Linked DNA regions of Homo sapiens: region 1 is linked to region 2. The links are chromatin loops, found by intact Hi-C in ENCODE. Cell type or tissue: HepG2. All regions are shown on one strand. Links, peaks and the distances in the headings refer to the core of each region. The heading gives the core; the rest is flanking DNA. Region 1 overlaps FRAS1 (Fraser extracellular matrix complex subunit 1). Region 2 overlaps FRAS1 (Fraser extracellular matrix complex subunit 1).

Region 1 (5,388 bases), core at 133-5,132, 84 kb after region 2:
CTCCTCCCTTCCCCTCCCCTCTCTTCCCCTCCCCTTCCCCTCCCCTCTCTTCCCCTCCCCTTCCCCTCCCCTCTCTTCCCCTCCCCTTCCCCTCCCCTCCCCCCTCCTCTCCTCTCTTCTCTTCCTCTCTCTCTCCCTTCTCTCTCTCTCTCACTCTCTCTCACACACACACACACACACACACACACACACACACAAGTTGTATTTATGTTAATATTTTACCAAATGAAGTATGATAATTCTGTCCATCCTGGTTTCTCCTCTCTTGGACTCTTAAGAAATCTGATTGATTTTGGAGAATACACACACAGAGAGAGGGGAACTATCTCAGAAGGGTCTATGCTTGAAATACAGCACACTAGGCTACCCTAAAGCTCTCTTTTTGTGCATAGAGGGTAGAAAGTTTGGGGTATATCTGGAAATATGCTCACATGTGCTGTGATTTGTTCAACCTATTCTGAATTGGAGAAGAGTAGACTATGCATTTCCCAAGTTCAATACAGTTCATTACGTGAGCATTGCATCACCAAGCCAGGAGTGGACAGTTGCAGACTGTGTGGACATGGATCATCAAGTGCATACTGTTTGTCGTATGATATCTGATTGAAACCTAGGTTCTGACCTAGCTCCTGGATCTTGTCTAATGGCAGATCTGAGAGAATTACTCTGTAGAATGTTTGGATCCACTGTCATTCTGGCCCTACTCTTGAGATTGCAGAGAGTTAGCCCCAGAATCAGTCAAACCAGTCTTCCCAGAGGTACTGAAACAAATGTTGATCCAGCACTGTTCCAAACCCAGAGCCACCCACTTGTCACCTGTGGGAGAGGACAAGAAACCAATTTGTTTGGGAGATTAGTGAGAAGGTGACACATGTAGTTTGCTTGCATCCAAATATTCTGAGTCTGCCTTCTCTGTGTGATTTTCCAAATATAAAATGTGATATTTCTTAGAAAATGATCATTAAAACAAATTCTTTATCCTTTCAATTCACAAAAGATGACCTTGAAGTTTACAAAAGACACATTTCTTTCTATTCTTATAGAGGGAACATGGTGTATTTTAGGGTTCATTTTCCCTAATAGAGGATTTCAGCTCCAGTATAATTCAGGAAATGCTTCTATGGTAATTACATTCTTTTGCTGGTTTTTTTCTTTCTCATCTTGGAGATAATTTTATTTTTTCATGCTATAAACCAAATGCTATTTAATGTTCTTATTAGGGAAGATCTATTAATATATCAGTGAATTGCAGCCCTACTTATACATCTATTATCAGACTGAATTACTTATTTGCTTAAGAATGAAGTTCTACCTCATTTAAGGCCATTTTTGTCTTTTAGCAAATGAATTCTATTTGAATTTTCATGAGTATGTTTTATTTCACACCAAAGACCTATTATTTTAGAAAATAAAAATATTAAAACTTTTTTAAGACAACAAAAAATGTATTATCTGCTTATAAACAGTGGAAGTAGAACCACAAATAATATATTTCCTAATTGCTTTTTCTTTTAGACATAGCAACAATTGATCATGTGTAATGTAGATATCAGCCAGTTTCTAGGACAGATAGTATATATTACTAAACAAAAGTGTATTTTAAAAAAGCTTTGAAAAGAGCCACCTGCCAGACCAGATTGATTAAGCATCTAAATAACATGTTGAATTTAAAATATATTTGTGTAAGATACCTGTTTCATCCTTGAGAAACAATAATAAACTTTGTTGAGAAGGTTGAGTTTTCTCCAGAGTTTACTTAAGATGTCAGGATAAGTAATTGCCTTGCTGCTACAAATTTGGAACTTAACATTTTGTTGGGCCTATTTTTGCTGCCACTCCATAGATAATATATTTCATGAAGGTTTTTTTCATTGGCAGAAGTTAGTTCCTTTTGTTTTCTCTGCAGAAAAAAACTTGTTTTGCTCTGTGATAGGCAGGTATCCAAGTACTAATACTTTTCTTTTCAGTCTAGAATCAGGTAATGAAGGCCCATCATTCTCACCGACAGAGGAGATGACAGTCTTGCTCATCCCATATCCTCTAGTACAGCTCAAGGACAGGAACAGGAGCTGGAATTTTATCAGCAGGCTCAAGAGTCAGAGGGCAGTAGTGATGTGGATTGGAGTAGATGATTAACTCTTTGAAGACTCCTCTCATTTTATCATCTCCAAATTGACCAGAATCTTTAACACTGTTCCCTCATTTATCCCTTTGAATGATACAGACACAATCTATTTTGTTGATTCACATTTTCTTCTGCTTTTTCTGATGCAGTAGATTAGACGTTCATGGACTATAGCTTGTGGGCCAAATTCAGTCTATGGCTGGTCAAATTCAGCCAAGAATGGATTTTACATTTTTAAATGGCTTAAAAAATCATAAAAGTATTTTGTGACACATGAAAATGATATGTCAGTTCCCCCAAGTAAAGGTTTATTGGAACATAGACCTGCTGATTTATTTACATACTGTCTGTGGCTTTTTCTCTACAACGTTGACAAAGTTGAGTTTACATAGTTGAGTAGTTACAAGAGACCAAATGGCCCACAATGTCGAGGTTGAGACAAGTCCAGGCAGTTCTAAAAAAATATGTTGTCTACTATGAGTATAGCTACAGTCTTGTTCTTACCTGTAGTGGCGATTTTTCTGTATTGTGGAAAAGGAACCAAATGGAGAAAATTTCTCATGTTCTGTATAATCTAATTTCATTAATAGAACAATCAAAGCAACAAAATATTACAGTCCATTCAGACAGTAAATCTTCTAATCTGAAGGTGTGAGACTAGAGCAGCCTTTGATTGTACCTACTCTCTCTCTAGCCATTTTATTTAGCAGCTCATCTCAAGAATACAGACATTTCTTATCAATGTTACTATGAAAATTTCAAGAATACTAGTAGCATTTTTTTCTTTTTCTTTCTTTTTAAAGAAATTAACACGTTTATTAAAAAATAATACAGGCTGGGCATGGTGGCTCACAACTGACTTTGGGAGGCTGAGGCGGGCAGATGGCTTGAGCTTAGGCATTTGAGACCAGTCTGGGTGACATGGCAAAACCCTGTCTCTACAAAAAATACAAAAATTAGCCAGATGTGGTGGTGTGCACCTGTAGTCTCAGCTACTTGGGAGGCTGAAGTGGGAGGATGGCTTGAGCCCAGGAGGCAGAGATTGCCGTGAGCTGAGATCACGCCACTGCACTCCAGCCTGGGCGACATAGCCAGACTCTCTCAAAATAATAATAATAATACATAACCAGTTATGTTTTTTAACTCAAGAAATGGTAATATAGAATTTATTATAAAGGCTAAATATATCAAATTTCTTTCATGTTCTCCATTAGTATTGTAAGATTTTTTTCCTCCTCTGTAAAACATCTTTACTTATTATAAATACTGTACGTACACAAAGCTAACTTGATGGTAAACAACTTCTGGGCTGATTAATTGATAGTTGAAGTAGAATTACCCGAGGGTTTTTTGGCATATGTATTAGAAACTTTAAAAAATTTGCATATGTTCTGTCTTTATTTATGCAGATCATCTAAGTAAGATGCCATTTTCCATGTTTATAAGATCTAACTGTTATCTCAGAAATAAACCAGTTGGTATGCCTTAGAAGGGACCCTCATTCTCCAAATACTGTTATTTTCTACAAATATACATGGATCCTTGCCAAGCTTCATTTCATTCTTTGCATTGTGTGGCTCACCGTCCTCCCATTTTTAGAAGGGGCTCTTATTAAACCACCTTGTGTGTGTTGAACAGTGTGATTCAGGGACATATTGTCCTACAAAGAGTTTTGCAGCAAACCCTGCTTTGCTAATGAATACTTCCTCTTTCCTACATTTGACATGAGGCTTTTGGACAAGGTCACAACACCCCTGTAAGTCCCATATTGTATGTCAGTCATGGGGCCAAAAATGAATAAAGACTGAAATAGTATATTTTGGATGAAGCCTAGGAAACAAATTATAGTGTTCACTCTGTCTTTAATGGAATCATTCCTCAACCGTACTGGAAGTCTCAGGTTTATCCTCAGTGTGACCAGATAGAACTTTCCCTGTTAACAGTGGGTGTCATTAGCCTCGTATAAGGTCTGGAAGAATACAGGTGAGCAGGGCAGAGCCGTGGAGCTCTGCCCCCCTGGAGCTCTGCCCTGGTTCAATCTGGACTATGTATTAATGGGCTCAAGGCACTGGTTGATTCTGCTCAGCTCTGGAAGAGTTACGGAGTTATCAAGCCAGAATTTGGGAGGACTCCTGTGGAATCTATTGGAACACCACAGTGGGATTCACTAGGATTCTGGCACTGGTCAGCAAGTTTTCATGGTCCAGTTATTCAAAGTTGCTTGCTGCCCCCCTCTCCCGTTGCTGTCCACTGTGTGGTCTCCTGCTTATTTCATGCGTGTGCATTTCATCTCACCGATGAGCCCATGAACTTCCCCAGAAACTCATTGTCTTCTATTTCCGTAACAGCTCCTAACCACTAGTCGGGCTTTGCACACAGCGACTTCTCCGTAAATGTTGACTGCAGGGCAGAAAGAAAGGCTAAAAGTTCTTAGGAGAATGTTTGCCTTTGCATGTATATGCTGGCGATGCTAATAAGTCCCAGCTAGACCTGGCAGTGAGTAAGTTCAGGGGTGGCAATTTAATTTTCTTGCTATTAGTAAAACAAACAGTAGGTGGGATGGGTGGTAAGCTTAAATATCTCTGACGCGCCATTTAAACCATCCATCCCACCTGTGGGTTGTCTGCAGCCTGCTCTTTTGTTGCGGTGGGTCTCCTAATTTGCTTTTCAGTCCCTTTCATCTTATCATTGTTCTCAAAGGCACAGCTCTGCAAACCACATAGAGGCCTTTCAACTTCCGCTGCATTTTGTTTTATTCAGCCAATTGACTAGTACTGTCAGCTAATTGGATTGGAAATGTAAAATGAAAGCTGTATTATTCAGCTGCCAAGCCTCCTCACTTGGCAGGGAGTGGGTGATGCTGGTAATTGTACCAGAAGTGTAATTGCTCTGGGTTCTGCCTCTGGATTTAACAATGAACCCTGGGAGGGTCTTCCTCTGAGACACTTGATACCTGCTTCTTTTCGGTGGCTTCCTGGCAAACAGTGAGGCTGGAAGCAAATCGAGTGAAGCATTTTTGTGTTGTTAGAGAATACAACCGGTGTGTATTTTGCTGACTGCGGGAGTGGATTGCTTGGTCTGAGTACTGAGTCAGTATGTCATTCCCATCAGAACTGTCAGTTAATTTCCTCTTGGTTTGGAATGGGGATGGGCTCCGCATCCCTGGCAGTTAATTTCCTCTTGGTTTGGAATGGGGATGGGATCCACATCCCTGGGGGTGAAGATGCTGAATTCACATGCCAGTTGTGGCCCATCATGCCAGG
Region 2 (5,388 bases), core at 88-5,087:
TAACTAAAAAAAAAAATTAGATTGTGTGTAATATAAAGGATAAATGTTTGAGGGAACAGATACCCCATTTTCCATGCTGTGATTATTACACATTGCCTGCCTGTATCAAAACATCTCATGTACCCCATAAATATATATACCTACTATATACCCACAAAATGTTTTTAATGTGTATTTTCCTAAAAAATATGCCTGTGCAAGATAAGCAACGTAAACAAAATGACGAGGCCAACCTAGGGCTAAAGGTCTGAAGACACATATGTTTCTGTTGTCATCACTGATCAAGTGAGTCACTTAATTTTGCTCTTTCTTTTAAAGCACAAAGGAATCACGGGCTTTGAAAGGATCTTTTGGGTCATCACCTAATCCAAACATTTTACTTGACTGTGAATCCTCAGTATATACCTATGGTTTTAAGAAAGGTGAGGGAGCTGAGATGGACTAGGTTTTTTTTTTTTGTTTTTTTTTTTGAGATGGACTCTCGCACTGTCGCCCAGGCTGGTGTGCAGTGGCCTGATCTCGGCTCACTGCAAGCTCCACCTCCCGGGTCATGCCATTCTCCTGCCTCAGCCTCCCGAGTAGCTGGGACTTCAGGCGCCCACCACCATGCCTGGCTAATTTTTTTGTATTTTTGTAGAGGTGGGGTTTCGAGACGGGCTATTAACAGTAGTATACAAAAACATGAAATGGGTCAGAGAAGGCCAACTCTGCTTCCTCCCACTGTTTTGAGCCTTATCGGGATTTGTGTTCATCTGACACTTCTTCTGCATCTCTTTAAATGTGCCTCAGGACCTCCTCTTGGTGCAGATTTTGGCCGTAGAGGTTTTTTTTCTTCATCTGCTGTCCATTTACTCAAGTTTATTTTCCTGTCACTTGTCTCTTCCTCTCATGTCAATGAGATATCACTGTGGCTTCTAAGTACTGGGCCTGTAATCACATCATTTTTACTTGTAGGATTAGTTTTGGTTTCTGGAAAGTCATTGATCCATTATCTGGCAATGAGAGAAGAAAAGTGGAAAGCCTGAGAAACTCAAAAGAAAATTGCTGTTCTCTTTTCTTTCTCCTGCCTGAATCACTCCTTTCATGATAGATAACCCAAAAAGTGTTTCTGTGAGATGTTTTCTGTGCTGTGGTTTTACCTATGGATTTAAAGCTTCCAGTAACCTGGATCTGTGTGTAATTTATCAATTATAATATCATATTGGTAAATAATAATTTTAATATCCTAGGTATGGTATTAGGTACTATATATGCATTATCTCATTTAATTTTCAAAACAGCCTGATGCAGTAGGTGCTGTTATTTATCCCTACTTTACAAACAAAAAGTCTGAGGTTTGAAAGTTAAACTACTTACTGGCAGCCATCTATCCTTAAGTGATGTGGGTGAGATTTGAACCCTCATGCCTGACTAAGCTCAGAAGTCTAACAATAATGTTCTTATTTTATTTTATTTTATTATTTTTTTAAAATCCGAATCCTGACAGTCTCAAAGGACAATTGCATGCTGGTAGGGTTTAATTGTAGGAAATTGTTATATCATCAGCAATGTCATGGGGCTGACTGTGTATTTGAGATATACAGTAACAAACCATATTACAAAAGAGAGATAAGCCAAAAACTTCCCCCTGCACTTGCAAATTAAAAAGAAATTTTGATTGACCTTGCTGATGCCTTTCTGAAGTAGTATTTATTTCTAAAACTCTTGCCGTCATAGTCAGTCTTCCTCTTTCCTTCTTGCATCTTTTCTTTTTCTCCTTTTAATTTTCTCTTTTTCCTGCCTCTGTGTTCCTTCTCCTTTCAGAAAATCTCCCAGTATATCCTCCTAGTAGGAGTTTCAGGTGCATGCATGAATTATTTATTGCTACTGGCCTGTGTTTCTGCAGTGGATTTGTGGAGAACTTTCTCATAGGGACATCATTTGAAATTATTAATGACAGTTACAAACTGATCTGCAGAGAAAGCATGGAAATACTTGGGCTGTTTCTTGCAAAATTCAGGATATTTATGTAAGCATAAGAGGGATGGAGGAAAGGCATTTCAGGAGACACTCACATTCCTAAATGGGTTCACTCATGTCAGGAGTCTAGGTCATGTGCAATAATTTCATCATGAGTGCTAGAAGAGTTTTTTATTTGGAGTATGCTAAGGATAGAAGTTTCCATTTTGTTTTTCTCCATATTGTCCATTCCAACAAGATAATATCTCAAGTACAGCACTACTGCACATGGTTGGGCAGATTGTACACTGTACAACTCTAGGGGGTGTCATTTACATTTCCACACAACTGTATGTGGAAGTCCGGACTGAGGGTATACCGTCAATTCTCATTATTTGCAATAGTCATGTTCTATAAAGTTGCCACGAACACTGAATTAACAAATACCGAACTGTTGCTCCTAAGGGAAATATAAGTTTAGGATCCTCCTGTGAGCCTCTGATCTCAACATTTCCATCAGCTGATCGATACCTAACTGTGTTTTATGTGTGCTTTTGCTTTAAGACACCTTACTTAATATATATTGTTGATTCACACCTTTGAACTCATGGCTAACAGCACTATAACTCATGGCTGAGTGAAGCATATCTAACACATGTGTTTTTTCTGTAAGACATATCACAGCTTTGCACTTAGGAACAGTAGACAGCACTGCAGCACTGTGTGCATGGGTCATTTTAAGAGTGAAGTCACACAAAAAGCACAACATTGTGAAAAACAGGACACTAAATAGACTGTGAAAAGGACACTTGTCTACAGTATGGGAGCTGAAACAGGAGAACAGAGTGTTGCCTTGTTTGACCTCTGCTGGGAATGTGTGCATTTGGGTGACTCAACGATTTTGCTGCTCTGTGCATGTCCATCAATGACCGTGAAAGCATTATAAATATTAATTTGGGGCTTACAAATAAATTGTGGCCACTAGGAGAATTCTCAATTACGGAATCCATGCATAATGAGGATCAACTGTATACTTTTTAAACTAATAACTTGGGGCATGCAAGGGGAGGTATTGGGCTGAGACTGATAATAAGGAAAATAGGATTATAACACTTTAGAGTTGGAAGCAACTTTAGACAGCACGCAGTCTAATCTCTCCAGTTCTTGAATGAGGAAGAGGCTCAAAGAGATTATGGGACATGTCGAAGGCCACACAGTTAATGAATGACAGAGCAGATGTTTGAGCCAGAGTTCAGGAGAACCCAAGTCTTGGACATACCACCCTGATGTCTTGCTCTTTTGTGTGCCATTGGGAGAGTTCCCACAGGACTTCTTAGAGCTGCTGTGCTGACACTGAAGCACAGTGGAGATGATGACACTAAATAGCTCTTCCAGTGTGAGCTTCCCCACCCTATCAGTTTAATTCCTCATGCCAGAAGTACTTTTGGCATACCTACTGTGCGCCAGCACCGTGCTCGGTTTTGGGATACAGGGGTGAATGAGACTTCATGAGAAGTCTTCACAGTGGAGTGGGCACCAGCACACACAGGGCCTGAGGCCACTGGCACTGCACCATCTGAAACAAATCCCTCCTCAGCAAGAAAAGCTCTGGAAAGGAAATAGATTTAATGCTACATCTCAAAATCCTGACCTAAGAATCACCCACCTGGGTGTGTTTTTTACTGAACCTAAACAGGGCTGGGCAATACTTACATGGCTTTCATAGTCCTTTGATTCAGTTTTTTCCTTCAGGTAAGGAAAAGATGCAAACCTTATAAGAGTCTAATGCCAGCTCCTACATGATCATAGTCAATTGTCCAGAGGCTCTTTATAGACTCTGTTGGTTCCAGGGAATTATTTGAATAATTCTTGTTAAATGTTAAGTAAAGTAACTTCTTTAATCATATATGTATATTTCTGTGTTGGTGTGTGTATATAAATATGTATACATATATATTTTTTCTCTTAGGCATAATGAAGGAAAGAGAATGATTGTATCACTTTTCTGTTGAAGATTATAGATTTTTTATTTTTTAAAAAATGCCATCTTAATTATGTTAATAATATCATAGATTATTCATTTATGAATGATAATAGTGCTGTCTCTCAGAAATGGATGTGATTGACAAGGGAAGGTTCAAGTACTGTCTGGGGAGGCTGGATTGAGCCCCAAAGGGGCCCCACATCTGGTAAGTCATCTTGGCATTGTTGGGTGTCTCTTCACTTACTCTGTGAAGGAGAGATGAATTTGAGCATCTGAATTTGGGTGTGTGTGTGTGGCAATGTGAGTCATGGTTAATAGTACGTGCTTTGGAGTTAGGATGCACTGGGTTCTAAGCCTGTCTCTGTGTCACCTTGGACACATTACTAAGGCTCTCTATGCTTCTGAATTCTTATCTGTTAAATGGGGATGTTAACATGGAGCTTGCCAGATTGCTTTAAGAGTTAATATAGGCAATAGTATGAAATGCTTAGTGCAGTGCCTGGCACATACAGAAGGCCGGATGAATGGTATTTATTGGTAGTAGCAAGTGGGCAATAGGTTCATGTTATTAGTGGTCGGGTGCACCCAGTGTGCACTGGTTTAATCTGAGATGCGAGCTTCCAACTCTGGACTCCCCTACCAGGAGCTTGTCTTTCTTCTGCAGGTGGTTTCAGGCCGAAGGGTGGGTCTGCCTCCAATCCCTTGCCTGCAGAAAGCTTCATATCCAGTGGCATTGGAGGCTCTGGTGCCAAATTGCCCATCACGTAATTTTTGCAGTTGCTCTCATTTTGAGTAGTGATAGTGATCATCTAGTAAACAGTACTTTAGTTCATAGTCCTATTTCACCCAAATGTGGAGCTTAGCTAAGAAAAGTAAGGAAGGCCATAGAAGCATTTAGGTCCAGGGTGAGAACTCAGTTGTTTCTGGAGGACTAGGCCTAATGCCAATATCTGGTGAGGATGTGGTCAGAAGATCAGGGAAAAGTAACCTAGGGATCAGCGATATTACTGATAAGCCTGGACTTTCATCCAGGATATGTGTAGAGAAATATATCTGGAGGGTTATGCAATTTCTCTTAACTATATATTATTGCTGCTTGTTTTCATAATAGCGACGGCTTTTCCAGCCTTGATAAGAAGATCACAACTATTATATAATAATTCCCTGCCACTTACCATTGTGTGTTCCTGGACAAGTGACTTAATCTCTCAGTCTCAGTTTCTGTGACTATAAATGATAGGTACTTCAGTATCTCTCCCCTAGGGTTGTTTGAGAATTAAATGAGATAAATCTGTGCATGAGAACATGAATGCATATGAGATAAGGTGGGCCCCTCACTTAGCACAATGCTTGCCTTCTATCAGAGTAAGCATTTGACAAATGTTAGCTGACATTATATAAGTTGCTATTATACTGTAGCTTTAATTTTTTTTAAAGTTGATCTTCCTTAGTCTTAAATTAGTGAA

What was found. Hi-C counts contacts between places; a loop is a spot of excess contacts. Peaks named below come from ENCODE experiments on the same cell type or tissue, not always from the same donor. Only the 100,000 strongest peaks of a DNase experiment are listed, where the experiment ranks them.
Region 1: it touches region 2 in a loop (2.9-fold over the local background); 1 of 110 quality-filtered maps calls a loop at or near these places.

Annotation. Positions count from the first base shown.
Region 1 is chr4:78,217,938-78,223,325 of GRCh38, forward strand. The region is part of intron 2 of FRAS1 (Fraser extracellular matrix complex subunit 1); the gene reads left to right. Among named protein-coding and RNA genes, the nearest start is that of SNORD161, 68 kb to the right of the region's middle. RefSeq lists an enhancer at 4,443-5,327. In HepG2, for the core only: no CTCF peak of the experiment used is centred there; DNase peaks (open chromatin) are centred at 534, 2,074 and 2,524.
Region 2 is chr4:78,133,508-78,138,895 of GRCh38, forward strand. All of the region lies in intron 2 of FRAS1 (Fraser extracellular matrix complex subunit 1), which reads left to right. Among named protein-coding and RNA genes, the nearest start is that of FRAS1, 79 kb to the left of the region's middle. In HepG2, for the core only: no CTCF peak of the experiment used is centred there; DNase peaks (open chromatin) are centred at 2,764, 3,164 and 4,884; H3K4me3 peaks cover 811 bases.